2 separate regions of the Homo sapiens genome follow, and region 1 is linked to region 2. A link is a contact called in ENCODE Hi-C or POLR2A ChIA-PET data. All regions are on one chromosome and are shown on one strand. The core of a region is the stretch at or near the end of the contact, and the rest is flanking DNA. Distances in the headings are between cores, read along the strand shown.

Evidence for each region. A loop is a pair of places that touch in the nucleus more often than their neighbours do. ChIA-PET counts read pairs that join two places held with the same protein, here RNA polymerase II (POLR2A).
Region 1: a loop to region 2 is called in a map of PC-9, with 6 times the contacts of the local background. The contact joins the enhancer-like site here to the promoter of GNG12 in region 2. A Hi-C loop is called at or near these places in 1 of 168 maps with a recorded cell type or tissue (PC-9). POLR2A ChIA-PET finds 5 or more read pairs at or near these places in 1 of 52 experiments (RWPE1).

What each region holds. Positions count from the first base shown.
Region 1 is chr1:67,887,142-67,891,628 of GRCh38, reverse strand. All of the region lies in intron 1 of GNG12-AS1 (GNG12, DIRAS3 and WLS antisense RNA 1), which reads right to left. Among named protein-coding and RNA genes, the nearest start is that of GNG12, 56 kb to the right of the region's middle. Within about 2 kb of position 1,533, at least 3 of the 41 ENCODE cell types and tissues checked have a DNase peak (open chromatin) inside an H3K27ac peak, as active enhancers do.
Region 2 is chr1:67,831,664-67,836,652 of GRCh38, reverse strand. It overlaps GNG12 (G protein subunit gamma 12), which reads left to right and starts at 3,186. Exons shown (of 4, transcript NM_018841.6): 1 at 3,186-3,309. GNG12-AS1 (GNG12, DIRAS3 and WLS antisense RNA 1) reads right to left here and starts at 4,365. Exons shown (of 10, transcript NR_040077.1): 1 at 4,217-4,365.

The DNA.
Region 1 (4,487 bases), core at 284-2,783, 57 kb before region 2:
TTTCCTGGGGTGATCTCATTCGCTCCGTGACTTTACCTTCCCTCTCTAGGACCACAATTCAGCCTTCTTTCTCTCATGAGCTCCAGACACCCCCAGTCAACTCTTCTGGATGCCTCGAATCAAGATTTGCTGTGCAGACTGGGGGCCCGATGAGCAGTCCCTCATTGCAGACTGCAAACAAAGCTCCTTTACATCAGGGTGCAAGGTAACTCTGGCAGATACACAAATATGAATGACACATGTTCCCTGGCCTTAAGGTATTACATTTACAATAGAGTACGAAAGACTGGTTGTTTTTCAACTCCCACTAATTCAAGATGAAAAGTACCATAAGTGAGGTCCCAGGAGGGTGACAGAGAGTTCAGAGGAGGAAAACTTTACATTTATCTAGGAAAATCAAGAGTGGTCCAAAGAGTTGAGTATTTAAGCTGGGACATGAGATTGAATGAGACATGCAATGATGCCAGGAAGGATATTCCCAATGACAGGATTTATGTGTGTGAATGCACTGAAGCAAGCCAGCTTGGAAACTGGTGTAGCAGGCTGCCTGGGTTACACACGTATCCATGCCAGTGTACACACCCTCACAAATCAAGGTGGTAAATTAGAGATTTCCCACACTCCTATGTATTCCCATTAAGGATGATCACCTAGACAGCTTATAAATCTTTTTCAGTTGGCTTCATGATCTTTACAACCAGCACAGTTCATTTAGCAAGCAAACTCCAGCCTGGAGGAAGCAAATATCTCATGGGTCTGAAGGCTCAGGCCCAGGATTCTCTCATTTGCCCCTTTTCTCTGAGACCAACAGGCTTGCAACATTAGGAACAAACAATTTGGTAGAAGCAGCTGAGATGGCAACATTACCACAAAGATATGGGGCCATGCTTTGGTGGAAAGAGAACTGGATAGGGAGGCAGAATACCTGGATTCAAGCCTCAGCTCTGGTTTCTATAACATGTGTAAGCTCTGTGGTTTGCTTAACTTGAGACTGTTTCTTTCTGTCTTGTATGGGAAAATGCTCACTGTTTTATGGGTTTGTTCTGAGGATCAAATGAGATAAATGTGAAAGGCTTTTGCAAAACAAAAACCATTATATATCATAAAATATCTGTTGCTGTTTTTTTTCCTTTTTAATAACACACTTCTCTATAGAGACTATGACCATTCAAAAGGCATTTACCTCCAGCAAGGAAAGGGAAAATGCAGACATATATAACTATGTAACTGATCAGAGATTCAGCCAAGCCCAAACAAGTGCAGTAATGTCTGCCTGTGATTCTAATACCAGCAGTAGAATCTCCCACTGGGAGAAAAATTTAGATGTTGTGTGCACTTTTCTTTCCAGATCCTGGACAGCACACCTAGCAACCAAGAAAATGAGAGTTATAGCTGTTTCTTACATAATAAAGAGTTCTCAAGTTTAATTTTAAAAAAAATTCTCATTGTCTTCCTCTCTACCCAACTCATGACATCATTTGTAGCTGAAAGTTCCACATGGGTGAGTCATCCCACACTCCAACCCTCAATTTCACTGACATTTCCTCCACACTACTCCAGCCACCCACTGCATGGTCATTTCCTGCCCTTTGCCATCACCAGAAAATGGGCCACTTCTAACCTCTAGATTCCAAGGACTCATTTTCATTGTCATTTTAGCTCACTTTCTCTGGCACCCCACTAGTACAATTCTAGGACTTCTATAAGATCTCTAACCCACTGACTCCTCCATTATTTTCCTCTGTCTGCATACATTGTTATTATATATTATAATATATTACTATTATATATATTATAACTTCTATAACTTTGCAGCTTAGATTCAGAGGGCATCATTACCCCCACTCACATGCAAATATCCCTAACACCCCTTCCCCACTCTTTTCAAGGTTTTCTTCTTAGCCCTGAAAGAACCTCTGCATCTGCATCTGACATTTAGCTGGGATGCCTCAGGACAGCTGTACCAGTGCTTACTGCTGGCATCTGCTCTGAATGATTTTCAAAGGTGGATTTACTGTGAATCTGATGAAGCCTAAGTTTCAGGGCCTCCATATGCAAAACACCTTTCAAAGATCCTAGCCATATGTTTATAAGGCCGTATCAGTTTTGTTTTGTTTTAAAAACAAAAAGTCATTGAGAAGACACTTGAAAATTTCTTTTTTTAAAGGCCCTCTCCCCAAAATGTTTAAGCAAAACCAGGTCCACCCCTGCCAGGTGTTGACTATTTTAAATATCGCCCTTGATTATCACCCACGAAGTGGACATGGCTGTCTAATAGATGCAGCATACCCACACACACTGGCATAATCTGCTCTCTGCCCAGGTCTCATCTGCTTTTCTGCCAGGTTCCTCCTCACTCTCCAGCCACATTGGTCTCCCTCTGACCATCATCACTAAAGCAAATGCCCTCCCACCCCACCCTTGCCGGCCCCTCGTCTGCTTCCTTCCTAACATGACAAAATGTCATTCTTTGATTTTTCCATTGACTTTTTGTCAGTATCCTCCATACAACTGCATTCTCCACAAGTACAGGGGTAGGGTCTGAACACCCACTGTGTGTCTCCAGGACCTACCACATACATACTTTGAATTAATTACAAATGACACAGACTGCCTGGGTTGTTAGTGAGATTGTTTCCTTCCTACCACTGAAGGGAAAGTCCGTGGAGGCATTTATGCCGCTTTCAGGCTGCTCTGAATTCCTTCTGTGGCTAAGGAGGGGGTGGTCTCCCAAGCACAGAGCAGGCTGGATTTCCAGATTCCTACAGAGCCCTAAATGCTTCCAAAGCCTCTTCAGGAAAGCATTGCCCGATGCTCTGGGAAAGCCACAATGCTGCTTTGCTGTCAGCAGGAGAGAGGCCTCCCATTCCAGTCCCTGGATGCCTCTTCCTTTGCCTGCAGCTTCTTTCAGCTCCTTCCATTAGTTAAGTCTCTCTGGTCCCTGAACAATTGTCCTCTGTATTAGGGGATAGCCCAGGGAAAGAGACACCCGCAGGATGACAACCACAGGGTGTACTACTTTATTAAGTTGGAGACTATTCAACACAGCATGCAAAATTATATACACGTTCATGCATATGCATGTGCATTTTAATTATGTAGAATTTATTTTCTGAATGCCTGGAGCTGAAAATATGGTAACCTTAATCAAGAGTTCCCTGAGGGAGGTGATGTTGACAGCTTGCTGGGATGTGAGGAATTCCAGGTGTATTTGTGAGGAAGTTGTTCTGTAAGAGCAGCTGCTTCTTATTCCCACAAGCAATTACTGTCAATAAACATCTCCCAAACCCATTTATGAATGGAGCACTGTGTTGGCACTGGGTCACCTGACCTTATCTGCCCACTCTAATTTCCATGTGCATAATGTACATTTTTCAGAACTTTCATATGCATTCGCTCATTCAATTCAAAGAATAACGATGACACGAGGAAAAGGGGGTATTAGGCCCCTTTTACAGAAAAGAAAACTGAGACCCTTTAGAACCAACAAGCAATACAAGGTAGCATCTGATATATGCCAAAGCCAATGCCTGTAATGTGTGTTCCAGGTTGAAACCTACAAATTAACGAAGTGTTGTAGGAAGGCAGCACAGTATAGAGGGAAAGGCCAGGCCTAGGGTTCCAAACATCTCTATCTGGTCCCAGCTATTTCCCAAACTGGCTTGTGTTCCCTGTCTACTAAATGAAGCCATGAAGCTAATCAGCGGTTCTTCACCTGGGTTGCACATTGGCATCATCAGGGAAACTTTTAAAATTCCCATACCCAAACCACACCATAGACCTATTAAATACAGTCCCTGAAGCTAACAGACTTGAATTTCCGCATTTTTTTTTAATGCTCCCTGGCTATTCCAAAATGTAGTTAAAGTTGAGAAACTTGGCTCTGAACTAAATGATCCCTTGGGTTTTTAAACACACTGTAAACTTCTATCAGAAGACAACTTGCAGCCTCTGACCAAAATAGATGTTCATTAATTAAGTTGCCTTCAAATAAACCCATTTAATATTGTTTAACCAAGTCTTTCTCAGCCATATATGACCACAAAAGCCTTTCCTCATGTGATAATTGTTAATACTTTACTAATATCCCAGAATATTAATGTATTCTGGAAAATACTCCATATAGGGTTTACCTTGAGAAGTCCCTTTGAAGAGTTTGATTCTCTAAGCGGTTTGGAGCACTGGAGATTCATGCCTTAGGAAACTCTCTCTAGCAAACTGCTAGCACCTCCCAGCACATCCAGATGGGATGATGGCCACTTCTACTTAACTCTTGTTTTGGGATTCAGTTCTATAATTAGCATCTTCTTTATTATATTCTGTGTCTAGGGGTAAGAAAAGAGGATGTTCTATGTCTGTTTAATGTGTTTCAGATGTTTTAAAGAGCCAAACATGAAAGCAAACCCGTGAAAGTATAAAATACAGCAAAATACATCAAGGTACAAAATGCAGAAGCAAGAAAGGAAAGGAAAATAAATTTGGATACA
Region 2 (4,989 bases), core at 1,937-4,436:
TTTCTTCACCATCTCTTTCTGACTCATCCTTTAGCTACAGTGTTGTTATTGAATATTAAATAGAAATTCACAGTAGATTGACATATGAATTGCAATTCGTTAAAAAAAAACAACTGTCCTGAATTATAAAACCACTTCTCTTGCTTGTCTCGTGAGGGATTAAATGGCCAAGAAAGCCACTTTTTAAAACTAAAATCTAATTTCCATAGAATTGGGACTTTAGAGCCATTCTCTTACAATCCCTTTATTTTAAAGACAAGCAGAGACCCAGCAAAGTTAAGTGACTGTCTCAAATTTACACAGCTTGTTAACGGCAAAGCCAGGACTTAATCCCAAAGACCTTATCTCATAAAGCATAAATTTCACTCCACTCCACTGACACTCTTTCATAGGAAACTGATTTATTTGTTTTGAATGCCACTGGGTGAGGGGGTAGAAAATAGTTCATTAACTATTTTATAGCAAGAACATAAAAAAAAGGAAAAAAAAAAGTTAAAAGAAGGCTAGAGAAAGAAAAAAAAAAATAAGAAACCAAACAGGCTCATGGAATTTGGCCCAACAGCATAGGGAACTCTGTAGACAATGTAGATCCACCCAGTTATCACAAATATGAGCAAAGGAGCTGAAATATTTATTCCTCCACACTGGCTAAAGGCTAGGGATGGAGGTGGAGGACATTAATTCTACACATTTCCAGCTGCCCTGTGCCCAGGCAAAGCAAATCCTGCAGCTGGAGCTGGTACTCTGAGAATATGATGTGGGTGCTGGCAGGAGGGAATGAAAGCACGCCTGGAACCAGTGTGCACGAAACTGGAAAAGGACTGGAGGGGGTATGGCCAAGCACTGGCAGCAAGTGCTGGAATTAGGCATGTACTTTAATATAAACTAGAGTAGAAGATTGATGCTTGCTTTTCAAACCCATGATTACATGCTTGGAGTTACTAACTGCCAGGGTAATATATGTACAAAATAACAAAAGTGAGTCAATAAGAAATATAAATAAAAAATAGGAATTACAGTTGTATGAAAATGGAATGTGAATCCTTTAAGTTTGGGAAACATCAGCAGAGTAGAAAGGACACTGGATCAAGGGCATCGATAAAAGCACAAAGTATTGGGTCAGCCAGCCAAGGTTTGAATCCTGGCTCTGCCAGTTTTGCTCTGTAAGACCTAACCTTCCTGTGACTACGTCCTTAGGTTGTTAGGAGGATTAAAAGGTTTAATATATGTAAAGCACTTAAAGCAACATCTGCTACGCAGAAAGTGCTGGTTAAGTATTAGCTCTTATCATTCCTGCCTTGCTATTAGGTTGATGCAAAAGTAATTGCGGTAATAACTTCTGTACTAACCTAATACTATCTCGATCAGTGCTTCTCAAACTATCTGTGATATTTTATTTTCAATCTGTTGCAGGCTGATGCCTTTCCACATAAAAGAAAAATGAAATAGACATAAAATACAAAGCTGCATTTTAAACGATTTAACAGACATAAAATTACTCTGTCAAATTGCTGTAAGTTTCTACATGCTCATCTTCAATTTCTATGCTCATCCCTTTGTAGATGGGTAACGGTTTGCAGACTGTCACTATTCCATGAACCACACTTTGAACAGCACTCAACTAGAAAAACCTTCGACAAGCCGCTTAAGTTACTGGTGGCAATATGTGGTGTTCCAGCTTCCAGGTTTTTTCAAGAGACTAATGAGAGAAAAGTAAGAGTAAGTACATGAAAGCACTTATTAAACTATAAAGTGTCCCAGGAAGGAAAATTAGTAGCATAGCTTAGAGGAGTCTATTCTGTGGTCTGTGGCCAAAAAATACAAACTCCAGTATGCCACCCTCTCAGTCCCTGTGGTGTCAAGCTGTTCTGTTTCAGGTGTATCATTTGAACTGTTAGTACTTGTGAATCAGTCAAGCATTTCCTAATGCTGAACAGAACAGGAAATAAAGACCCCTCTGGCAGTCTGTGGCTTGCATCCCACAAACCACCGCCATCCGCAGCTTGCTAAGACCACACTCCTGGGGCAAGGCATGCATTCATACACCTACTCTACCTGTGACACCTCTTCTACATGTGCAAATGATTTCACTAAACCTGAAACTTGCTTAGGGGTCAGAAGGAAAGCAAGAGGGAATATAATGCCCTGACTGCAGTCCCTAGTTCCCAGATTCCCCAGGGCCCACTTGTCCTCAGTTGGTGAAACTCAATACACAGACATCCCTCACCAATGCTTTCAGACTCCATTTCAAGTGTGGACTCTGCCCACACTGGTTCTAAGTGACCTACTTTGGCCTCACCTCTTTTCTCTCCACCCTGTCAAACAAGAAAGCGGCTACCTAGGAATACTCTAGAAGTCCGCTGAGTGGTTTTCTGAACATCCAGCTTCTTTACTCTTTCTGGACTCCAAGAAGGCAAGCCCCTTGTCTGATTCATCTTTGTACCTCTCCCATCACCTTTAGCATCGCAGTTGGTACACAGCGGGTGCTTGGTAATGTCTGTCGAATGGCCAAAGGAATAGTACAAAATCTGTGGAAGCGGAAATGGCTCCTCCATTTACCCGACCTTGAACCCTTCCAGAAAAGACCAACCAAATCCCATTAATTCATTAGGCAGAACTCTGCCAGGTACTGGACATTCGGAAACAAATTTCAGGGGGTCGGGGCAGATGGACGGGAAGCTCATGGTGGGTGGATGTACTACAAATTCTATAATCCGCAGTTATACCTCCACTTTCTGGGAAACTTCTCTCCGTGGCCCCAGGGCCCTTTAAATGTTACTATGCGTGTTTTCCTCCATAGTTTCTGGAACAGAACCAAACTTTCGTGTAGGGGTTTGGCAGCGCTCATCCTCACAGCCCTGGGGACCGCTGGCACAGGGGCAAGCGAGGCGTTCGCACGCGAAGGAAACTTGCGAGGAGTCAGGGCGGCCCCGCGCGGGGGCGGGTCGTAGAGTGGGGGCCCTCAAGTCCTAGAACTTCAGGTCCTCCATGAGAATTAGAGGAAGGGGGATGGCCAAAGACGACCAGACGTCCACCGAGCTTCCACAGGCCAGGCCTCGCCCCTCCTCCTGCGGGGCCACAACGCGGGCTCCCCGGCCCGGGACAGCACAGCCAGGGCGTCCGGGCGGGAGGCAGGGCCCGGCGCGGAGGAAGGAGCCCGGGGCCGCCGCCGCCCCGCCCACCCCAGCGAGGCGGAGCCGGCGCCCGGAGGAGCAAGAGGAGGAGGAGGAGGAGAGGTCGGAGCCGTCTCCAGGAGCCCTTAGAGACCGAGTCCCGGCGGCGACGGCGGGGCAGCGCACCGGCAGGCGGGTGAGTACCAAGCGGCGGGCGCGGGTGGTGAGTCGGGTCCCCGCGGGGTCGGGGCGCGGCGCGGGGCGTCGGCCAGCGAGTTCGGGGGCCGCCTCCGAGTCCCGGGTGCTGGGAAGCGAGATGGAGGGAGGGAGCGGAGGAAGGAAGGAAGGAGGGAAGAGTGTCCTGCTGGAGGGCGGGGACTGGTCTGGGCGCTGGGCGCCGGAGACCGGGGGGAGGGGGAGGAAGGGGCCAAGGGACACCGAGACCCAGAGGCAGAAACGGCGCGCGCGCCCTCGACGGGCGGCCGCCCGAGGTTGCGGGAAGCCGCCCCCACGGCTGTGGCTGGGGCTAGGGCTGGGGGTGGAAGGAAAGGTCTCCCCTTGAGCTCGCTTGCCTCCTCGCCAGCCTGCGGCCGTGCGCCCCGCGCCGGGTTGGGAGGCCCCCAGTGTTCCCAGCCGTGGCTTGTGGTGGTGTCAGGCGTTGGAGGAGGGCTGGCATGTGGGGGCGACAGGGACGCCACGCCCCTCTGCCTACTTTCTACCTCCCGGGACCAGCCGGCGGGAGCGCAGCCTTGGAATCCGCTGGGCGCTGGGGGTCTAGCAGGGAAATAGCGGGTCGCAGAGGGGAGAGCCCATATGACGCACCCCGCGAGGGACCCCCGAGTGGGGACCCGAGGCTGCTTTTCTGCAGACTGTATTTGCAAGTGGTAAGGGGGAGGTTGAGGCTTAGTCTTGGGTGATTTTTTTTTTTTTAATTATTGCCCCGACAGTTATCCCGTGGGGCAGGGTGAATTCTGTTTTTCATTTTAATTAGGGCATATCAATTAAAGCTAACTTTAAAACGCTGTCACTTAGCACCTCCCGTCACTCACTCGTCCCTCGCTTTGTGTGTCCTGTAAACTTGGCTTAAATCATTCATAACTCACGATAAGGAAGCCGTGATTCTTGTTCACGTCGCCGCAGTGGAGTGAAACTTTGCCCAACTGGGACTGAGTGGAGGCATTGCTGCGGCCGGTCATCTGGTGGTCATCCTGCCGGGCGTGGTTGTATACAAACAAGTGGGTCGAGAAGGAAATCTCTGAACACCAGAGGTAGAAGGGAGGTTCCTGCGCCCACGTGTCAGGGCGCGTTTAATGGCTGCTCCCAGCGGAAACAAACGGGAATTTATTAGACCGTGTGGAGTTGGACAAACTTCACATGATTAGCTTCCTTCCCATCAGTTACTTCCTCTCCCCCCTGCTGTCTTTGCCGACACAGTTTATATTTCCTGGGGCGGTTGTAGCTTCGCCTGAATAGGCTGTGTATAATGAATCTTTTGGATGTCGTCAGAGGCAGGGTCTGCGTCTGTGCCTTCTCTATTTTAAAAGCGGAGTTTGGCTTTGTTTTTAAAAGTGCTAGTCACCAGACTGCACCCTTGCCAGCGCTTCGCAGCTCTCGAAGTAAATTATCGCAGGATGGCGGCCCTCACCTAGGAGAACCAGGAAGGCAGGCAGCGCTAGAACGACGGGATTGAATTTTACTATTGCCAAAACAATCACATTCAAGTAAGGAGCTGTTTTGTTTTGTTTTTGTTTTTTTAACCAAATTATATATACTAGCAAGCCCCTTTTCTAGTAAACTAACGTTATTCACACACACAATTTTTAAAGTAATCAAAAATTTTACAGAGTCTTAAGTGATAAAAGGACTTTCAGATAAA